2 separate regions of the Homo sapiens genome follow, and region 1 is linked to region 2. Evidence: chromatin loops called from intact Hi-C (ENCODE). Cell type or tissue: PC-3. All regions are shown on one strand.

Region 1 (5,000 bases), 110 kb after region 2:
AGTTAAAAAGAATAGACTCCTTTTAGAACTAAGCAGTTTACTCTTTTTCATATTGAATGCTTAGCTTCTATTATGCAAAATAAATAGATTTAAACATTATAGAGTGAGTAGTCTTAAAAATGGAGCATACATTCCTGAATTTTGAGTAGCTTTAGAACTTAATACACATATCATTTCTTTTAGGAATAAATGTAAAATGGATGAAGATTGAATGTGAGAGTATTTAAATGATTCTCAAGATTTTCTGGTTCATGTGTTGTGATATTGAACTCTTTCTTTCGTCTTAGGCTTTAATTTGTGCCTGGTGCTGACCTGATGCTGTGCAGGGACACTCACTGCATCCCTCCATTCAGTCCCTCTAATTATCCCAACTTCCTGGGGAGCTTGCTTAGAACTGGGCATGAGTGCTCTTTATTAAAATATTGGGCTACCCTGGCTACATGTAACAAGGTAGTTTTTGATATCAAATTTATGTATTGATGAACGGAATAGGAAGCTAAAATTGTTTGCTGTGATTTTACATAAAGAGATAGGGGATATTATGGAAATTATTTGGTTAGACAATGAATTAGGCTGTAATAAATGAAATCATGGTTAATAGAGTTCCTGAGTTTATTTGTTGCATTGTTGCTTTTTAGTGCATACTCAAAAAGAAATACGACTCTATAAATGATAGGCAGAACAATCAGATTTGCAATTTTGTGTGTATTTGCAGATGATGGTAATTCTTTTTGCTGGGCGCATCTGTTAATGCAGAAATTTGTCTCCTCAGGTTCATGTGAAAATGGCGGATGAGGCTGTCTGTGTTGGCCCAGCTCCCACCAGTAAAAGCTACCTCAACATGGATGCCATCATGGAAGCCATTAAGAAAACCAGGGCCCAAGCTGTGAGTCTGAATGAATCTATCTACTGCAGCTGTTTCATATGTAGTGAGCAGAAAGCTAGAGTTTGTATTTAAAAAAAAAAATAGGAAAGAATGATTGAAAATGCTGTTGCAGTTAGTTCATGTCACATGAGTTAAATGTGGTCGAATTCGCTACTGGAAATCAAAGGCTTTGTAGCATCTGGCAGTGTTGGTTGCTGATCCTGCAGGTGGCTGCTGGATTCAGCTTTCACACCAGGGAGCAGTTTCAGTTCATTTCCAAATTTGCTAGGAAAAAAGAAATCCCAATTAGTTTTGAGTATTAACCCTTTCCGTGTAATAAGAGCATTTTAAAAAATTCTGTGTTATAAACAGGATCCAAAGACTGTGTTCAAATTCCATTTTAATAATTTAAAAATTACTTATACCTAGTACACTTCCAGAAATAAAAACAGCACATTTGGTAATTATTTTAGTTTGTTAATGTCAGTAGAATGCTCATAATTTACAAGGATAAATCATTCTCTCCACCCCCAGTTCTGTTTGAATAGAGTGGAATCCAAGGAAAAAAATGATTTCTGATATCAGAAACAGTGTTTTTTCTTCTATTTTCTTTTTTCTTTTTTTAATTATCAGAACTAATTATATATAGTGTTAAAAACTATGCAAAGTTATCTCTAAAACTGGATGGAAACATCCAACACCAGCAATTAAGCCTGGAGCGCTTCAATTAGCGCTCACATTTCTTTTGAAAGAAATGTTTTAGTAAGATGAATGTTTAAATAAAAAGCCTAATTCGTGAACCCATATTATAGATGTTTACAGTTTATTAGCACAGTTAGTGAAGGTAAAACACTTTAACCTTTTAACTATAGCTTGCCAAAATAAATATGTAGTTGAGTGTTGATAAAATGAAGTTGGTGGAATGAAAACTCTTCTTCTCTGATACAGTAGTTTAAATTCTTCTGTACCATGCTCATAAAGCTTAGTTCAGCTTTTTTTTTGTTTTGTTTTTTGAGATGGAGTTTCGCTCTTGTTGCCCAGGCCAGAGTGCGATGGCGTGATCTTGGCTCACTGCAACCTCTGTCCCGCCAGGTTCAAGCGATTCTCTTGCCTCAGCCTCCCAAGTAGCTGGGATTACAGGTGCCTGCCACCATGCCCAGCTAATTTTGTATTTTTAGTAGAGAAGGGGTTTCACCATGTTGGTCAGGCTGGTCTTGAACTCCTGACCTCAGGTGATCTGCCTGCCTCAGCCTTCTAAACTGCTGGGATTACAGGCAGGAGCCACTGTGCCCAGCCCGAGTTCAGCATTTAAAAGTCGCTGATACGTAGCTATTTCTGGATTATGATACTGGTTCCTTTAGAAATTTGACTCTCTTTTTAGCAGAATTATTTTACTAGAAGTATGTTCAACACTGGCTGATACTGAAGTGGCGAAATTTATGTTTGGCCAGTCTGGGAGAGCCAAAAATTACTTGATTGGATCAGGCTGGTAGATTGTAGCAATGTGGCTTGTGGGTGAGGATAGTATAAAGTAGTTGTGGATGGCAAAGTTTGGGGTGAGGAAGGAAAGAAGAGTAGACATTAGAAGAAAAAAAATTCAGAGCACAAAATAAAAGTAAAACCACACCTCCATTTTAGTTCAGTTTGATAGAAACGGCTTGTTGGTAGTTGCCGAGTATTATTAATGCCATCAGGAATAAAATGTGTTAGCTGTCCTAGTAGTCTGGGTTTTGGAAATTACCAGTTCGTGAGTACTGTAAAGAAAGGAGAATTTAGAGTTTTTCATCCATCTTTGCCAAGGTTCCTTTTACATAATTCTTTGATGCACCAGCCATTGTGAAATTCTCCAGAATTGTGGGCAAAGTTAGCCTCAGGAAAAGGAGAGAGAGTTTTGTTGAATAGTGTAGACAAATGCCAGTGGGCAGGAAGCTATGTGGGCATATACTCCCCATTGTGGTTAGGACAAAGGTAGTGTGTGGAAAATGAATCAGTTAGGACAAAGGGAGTGTGGAGAAAGTAAATATAAGAGGCAGTTTCTTGGAATTTGATTCTGATCCTAGAAATGTGAGTTAGAACTGATCAGTGTATAAGAGAAGTGTACTTATTCAAGGGCTCTTGAACAGTAAATATTAATACATAAATGCACTGTACATTTTGCTTATAAAGCTTTTGCAATATGATAAAATTGAAAGTGCTTTTTGCTTTCATTTCTAAGGTACATCCAGGTTATGGATTCCTTTCAGAAAACAAAGAATTTGCCAGATGTTTGGTAAGTTGGTAATGAACCAGAAACTGTTCATTTCTTTTTCAGAAAGCAGTGTGGTAGCATGGCTTTGTAAATGTGGGTAGTGATGGATTATAGAATTTTAATTAACCCAGCAGTTCTTTGAAAATTGTGACAAGTGAAGTGGTTTTAGTCTGAAACTCAACTGTTTATTTGAAGAGTAATTATAAAAACAGAAAAGTTTACAAAATCACCATTACACTGAATGAATGATACCTGGTTTATTATATACTGCATGATATTTGAATTAAAGTTAAAAACTTCAGATTTTTAACTGTAAATATGTTAGGGAGTTTAGTGAGTTATTGTAGTGATTTAATTATTTTGTGGCATTTAATATCAAATCTTACCAATGCCTCTATTTTGGGTGAAGTTGTTTTTAATGATCTAAATGTCCCCTTCCAGCTAGGTGAATTAACGTATGTTTGTTATTAAATTGATTTTTCCAGGTATATTTATAACTTCATTCAAGATGGTACTGAAACCTTATTTTTTAGGTACTAGAATATGATTTTGATTAATGTTTGTACATATGTTTGTTATTAGATCAATTATGCCAGGTACTATCTTAATTTATTCTAATATGTTATACTTGTTTCTGTGGCATACAGTCATGTGTTGCTTAACAGCGTGAATACATTCTGAGAAATGCATCATTAGGCGAGTTCATCCTTGTGTGAACATCACAGAGTCTACTTACAGAAATCTACATGGTAGAGTCTCCCACACACTTAGGCTAAGTGTGTTATAGCCTATTGCTCCTAGGCTACAAACCTATACGTGTTGCTGTACTGGATCCTGTAGGCTGTTGTAATACAGTGGTAGATATTTGTGTATCTAAACATGTAAACAGGGAAGATACAGTTAAAAATACAGTATTAGAATCTATGGAACCACTGTCATACGTGTGGTGCCTCATTGAAATATTCTGTGGAGCATAACTGTACTCGTATTCTGTTCTTCCACGGATTGGAAATTATTTGTGAATGTTGTTATTTTCTAGATGGAATTTCCACTTAAAATCTATAACTTTAACTTGAAACAATTATTAAGATCACAGAATTGTCTATTTGAACCACCTTGCTTTGTGGGTCCAAAACTAAGGCCTAAAGAGATATCCTGAGGGGGCAAATTACATGGACACATCCAGAGGTTCCAGTTTCCCAGGTTTTATGCAGCATATCTACATTTTTTTGTTTATATCCCTTTTTATTTTTTATCTTCCTTGGAATTTTGACCAAGATTCTGTTATTATAAAAACTATTTGAATATAATACTTAAATTTAGATGTGTATGTGTGTATATATATAATGTAATGTATTACATTTAAGTCCGTATAGATGAGAGGTCGGCACACTACAGTCCACAGGACAAATGCAGCCTGCTGCCTGTTTTTGTCAATAAAATTTTATTGAAACACAGCCATGCTCTTTCATTTATGCATTGTCTATGCTGCTTTTGTCCTGTGACAGCAGAGTTGAGTAGTTGTGACAGAGACCATTTGGCCTATCAAGCCTAAAATACTTTTTCTATGGTCCTTTATACAAAAAGTTTGGGAACTCCTGCTATAAATGAATATCCAAATCCAAATTATATGAGTAGGATAAGTGATGTGGTGCCAGTATTATACATTTATTCCTATACAGTTAATACATTTATTTATTTTATATATTATATATAATATTATATACAGTTTATGCATTTTTTCAGTTATTAAAAAAATGCTGCCTTTTTTTTTTTTTTTTTTTTTTTTTTTGAGACATAGCCTTGCTCTGTCACCCAGGCTGGAATGTAGTGGCATGATCTCGGCTCACTGCAACCTCTGTCTCCTGGGTTCAAGCTATTCTGCCT
Region 2 (5,000 bases):
TAAGAATGATAAATACATCATTACCAAATTGGACTCAACCCACGAATGTAAGGTAAAGTGTAATGTTCAAAAATCAATTCTATTGTCATTATTAATAATATATGCCATTTACTAGATTAAGAGGATAAAGTATTGAAAACCATATGATCATCTTAATAAGTAAAAAAAAAAAAAGCCCAATCTAAATAAGCTAGGAATATGAAGAAACTTCCATAACCTAGAGAAGGCTCATTCTCCTCAAGAGACAAGTGCAAGAATGTTAATACTATCATTGTTTAATAAGGACAGAAACACAGAAGCAACACAAATGTTCATCAATAGTAAGCTAGATAAATAAATTACAGTATAATCAGACCGGGCGTGGTGGCTCATGCCTGTAATCCCAGCACTTTGGGAGGCCGAGGCAGGCGGATCACCTGAGGTTGGGAATTCGAGACCAGCCTCACCAACATGGAGAAACCCCGTCTCTACTAAAAATATAAAACTAGCTGGGTGTGGTGGCACATGACTGTAATCCCAGCTACTTGGGAGACTGAGGCAGAAGAATCGCTTGAACCCAGGAGGCGGAGGTTGCCATGAGCTGAGATCATGCCATCGCACTCCAGCCTGGCCACAAGAGTGAAACTCCGTCTCAAAAAAATAAATAATATAAATAAATAAATAAATAACAGTATAGTCATACATTGATCTGTTTTTTAGCAATGAAAATAAATGTGCCTTAGCTGTTCTCATTAGTAAGAATGATCTAAAAAATGTAATATTGAATGGAAAAAGTAAGTCACAGAAGAGTAAACAATATTCTGTTTGTATCAAATGTAAAACAGGCACATTTAAATTATACATTGTTAAGCTCAACATATATATGTCATAAATCCCTGAAGAAAATGATTGAACAATTATTATAAAATTCAGGATCGTAATTACCTCGGGTGGAATGATGACTGGGAAAAAGCATGATGTGGGGGAAGGGTGTCAAAGTATTGATAATGTTCTCTCTCTAAGCTACATCCTCGGTACACAGGTGTTTGTTATTTTCTAAGCTGTGTGTTCATAATATACACTTTTTTATTTGTGTATAATTTTTTTCATATTGAAATGGTTAAATAGAAGACATTATTATTGTATGACTCTTGGTCCCTTTACCTTTATCAGGGATACATATGAATCATATTCTTGAATAAGAGAGAGAGAGCAGACTTTTTTTTAAATAAAAACATTTTTATTTGGAAATGATTTCAAACTTACAGAAAAGTTGTAAGAATGATATCAGAAATACCTATTTACCTTTTTTTGTTTTTTGTTTTTTGAGATGGAGTCTCGCTCTGTGGCCCAGGCTGGAGTACAGTGGCATGATCTTGGCTCACTGCAAGCTCCACCTCCTGGGTTCACACCATTCTCCTGCCTCAGCCTCCCGAGTAGCTGGGACTACAGGCACTGGCCACCACACCCTGCTAATTTTTTGTATTTTTAGTAGAGGTGGGGTTTCACCGTGTTAGCCAGGATGGTCTCAATTTCCTGACCTCGTGATCCGCTCGCCTTGGCCTCCCAAAGTGCTGGGATTACAGGCGTGAGCCACCACACCCAGCCTTACCTATTTACCTTTTATCCAGATTTACTTACTGTTAACATTTTATTTCATTTGCTTATTGTTAGGGATTTATTCTTTCTCTGTCAACATATATATATTTTTTTCTAAACTATTGAAGAATAAACTACATACATCACGCCCCTTTGCCTCCAGATACTTCCTTGTATATTTCCTAAGAAAAAGGACATTCTGTTAGAAAGTCACAGTACAGTTATCAATGTCAGGAAATTTCCCATTGAAACGATACTTTTAAAAATAATCTACCATCCACATTCCAATTTGTCAACTGCCTAAATAATGTTCTTTATAGCATTTGTTTTGTCCTCCACTAGAGGTTGCAGTATCCATATCACATTTAGTTGTTATGTTTCTTTTTTCTTTTCTTTTTTTTTTTTTTTTTGAGACAGAGTTTCGCTCTTGTTGCTCAGGCTGGAGTGCAATGGCGCGATCTCAGCTCATGGCAACCTCCGCCTCCTGGGTTCAAGCTATTCTCCTGCCTCAGCCTCCCAAGTAGCTGGGATTACAGGCATGTGCCACCATGCCCGGCTAATTTTGTATTTTTAGTAGAGGTGGGGTTTCTCCATGTTGGTCAGGCTGGTCTCCAACTCCTGACCTCAGGTGATCCGCCCACCTCGGCCTCCCAAATTGGTGGGATTATAGGCCTGAGCCACTGTGCCTGGCCTAGTTGTTGTTTCTTTAGTCTCTTGTCTGGAACAGTTCCTGAGCTTTTCTTTGTCCTTTATGACAATGATATCTGATTCTTTTTTAACAAGAATGATTCTCATTTTTAGTTTTCTCATGATAATATTCAGGTTATGTGTTCTTAATTAAAATGCTACATAAATGATATATTCTCAGAGTATCACATTTTTAGGTGCACCAATATGTCTGTTTCTCATCATTGATATTCATTTTGATAATCTGACTAAGGTGTTGTGCAGTGTCTTCACTCTTAAGAGAGAGGAATTTTTTACAAGGCTTTCTTTGGCAAGAGCTGCTGATGGGCTTTGAAGCCTACTCTCCTCTAATGTAGAGAAGTAGACACTTTATTTCCCACTCATCTGAAGTTAAAAGAGAAAGGCTTCAATAAGACCAACTGGAAAGCTTAATATGTGTTCTCTTAATTTATTTATCAGGTCACAGTTCACTAATGTCTGATTCCTCCTGGGGACATTTTTTTTTTTTTTTTTTTTTTTTTTTTTGAGGCAGAGTCTCGCTCTGTCGCCTAGGCTGGAGTGCAGTGGCGCGATCTCGGCTCACTGCAACCTCCGCCTCCCGGGTTTATGCCATTCTCCTGCCTCAGCCTCTCCGAGTAGCTGGGACTACAGGCGCCCGCCACCACGCCCGGCTAATTTTTTTTTGTATTTTTAGTAGAGACAGGGTTTCACCGTGTTAGCCAGGATGGTCTCGATCTCCTGACCTCGTGATCCGCCCACCTCAGCCTCCCAAAGTGCTGGGATTACAAGCGTGAGCCACCGCGCCCGGCCAGGAAATCTTTTTTTTTTTTTTTTTTTTTTTTAGACGGAGTCTCACTCTGTTGCCCAGGCTGGAGTGCAGTGTTGTGATCTCGGCTCACTGCAAGCTCCGCCTCCCGGGTTCATGCCGTTCTCCTGCCTCAGCCTCCGAGTAGCTGGGACTACAGGTGCCCGCCACCATGCCTGGCTAATTTTTTGTATTTTTTTAGTAGAGGCGGGGTTTCACCATGTTAGCCAGGATGGAGGAAATCTTGACATTAAGAGAAAGGCTGTAATCCCAGCACTTTGGGAGGCCAAGGTGGGTGGATCATGAGGTCAGGAGTTCGAGACCAGCCTGGCCAACATGGTGAAACCTCGTCTCTACTAAAAATACAAAAGTTAGCCAGGTGTGGTAGCGGCTGCTTGTAATCCCAGCTACTCGGGAGGCTGAGGCAGGATAATGACTTGAACCCAGGAGGCAGAGGTTGCAGTGAGCTAAGGTCACTCCAGCCTGGGCGACAGGGCAAAACTCTGCCTTAAAAAAAAGAGAGAGAAGGGCTGCCTTGCAGCTTGGAGGTGGAACAGAGGAGAGTTACTAGTAGATTGGAATTAGCCTGTTATTCCAGAGTTTGTTAGGCAACGAGTGCTTAAGTGTTTCCCATGAACCAGATGTCATGGGAATTCTTACTTAATTAAAAGTCCCATAGTTGGTTTGAATCACAAACATAGTCTCAATTTCATTTTAAATAAAAATGTCACCTAGGCTGGAGTGCAACATCTGTCCCATGAAAAGACAGCCTGTTTCGGGCCATTTCATAATCTGACTCAAAGGCCACTGAAAGGGTGAACAGGCCTAGCAGGGGAGAAGCTGGCAGAAACTCACTGAATTCCTAGTGGTTAGGAATGAATAAGGTCCTTGAAATAGAGTGCATTTTTTTCTGTTCAAGGGAACTGCAGGTGAGAGTCTGACGATGATTTGTGGGAGACATCTCCTAAGAACCTATAAAGCAGTGGTCTCCAACCTTTTTGGAGACGATTTTTCCATGGATGGGGTGGGTGAGGGGTGGGGGGATGATTTCAGGATGAAACTGTTCCACCGCAGATCGTCAGGCATTAGATTCTCATAGGTAGCACACAACCTAGATCACTCACATGTGTAGGTCACAATAGTGTTTGCACTCCTATGAGAATCTAATGCTGCTGCTGATCTGACAGAAGGTGAAGCTCAGGAGGTAATGCTCTCCTGCCTTCTGCTCACCTCCTGCTGTGTGGCCTGGTTCCTAACGGGCCACTGACAGAGAGCAGTCTGCCACCCAGGGGTTGGGGACCTCTGCTATAAAGGACTCCAAAAGAGAAAGAGTCAGCTTTCAATTTCTGCAAGCCCAGAAAGCATGAAACCATCTCATGACCTTATGGGTAGAATAAGAACATTGCTGTCCTCCTCTGTGTGGAGAAGGCCAGGTCAGAAAGAGAGGTTAGTAAAATCACAGTAGGCAGGGTAGCAGCTTGAGGGGAGAAAGGACCGTGTTCCCTTCTGGCACTAACGGGCTTACCCCACTGCAGACCCCATCCGTGGGAGAGGACAAGATCTACCTTCAATTAACTTTGCAGCGCATTATTTTATGGGATCAAACATTTTTATTTAAAATGAAATTGAGACTACGTTTGTGAATCAAACTAACTACGAGACTTTTAATCACGTAAGAATGATCTGAAAAGTCATGCCACTCCTTGAGTATTCATTGAGGGGCAGAGTAAAAACATATCTGGATAAATTGTATTTATTTACTTGTTTGAAGAATTTATTCATAGTGCATTACATGACCCAAAATAAAAATGATATGAAAAGTATGCATTATGAGAAATCTCCTCACATCTGTATCCATCCACCCAATTGTACTTCTCCTCTTACAGGTAAACCTTACATGTTTAATGTTTGTTGTTCTAATATTTCTTTA

What was found. Hi-C counts contacts between places; a loop is a spot of excess contacts. Peaks named below come from ENCODE experiments on the same cell type or tissue, not always from the same donor. Only the 100,000 strongest peaks of a DNase experiment are listed, where the experiment ranks them.
Region 1: a loop joins it to region 2, with 4 times the contacts of the local background. A loop is called at or near these places in 1 of 110 quality-filtered maps.

What each region holds. Positions count from the first base shown.
Region 1 is chr13:100,154,207-100,159,206 of GRCh38, forward strand. It overlaps PCCA (propionyl-CoA carboxylase subunit alpha), which reads left to right. Exons shown (of 24, transcript NM_000282.4): 5 at 773-886; 6 at 3,081-3,134. Among named protein-coding and RNA genes, the nearest start is that of PCCA, 68 kb to the left of the region's middle. In PC-3, no CTCF peak of the experiment used is centred here; a DNase peak (open chromatin) is centred at 2,815; H3K4me3 peaks cover 275 bases; H3K27ac peaks cover 1,117 bases.
Region 2 is chr13:100,041,236-100,046,235 of GRCh38, forward strand. No RefSeq gene overlaps it. Among named protein-coding and RNA genes, the nearest start is that of PCCA-DT, 45 kb to the right of the region's middle. In PC-3, a CTCF peak has its summit at 1,917 (motif pointing right); no DNase peak of the experiment used is centred here.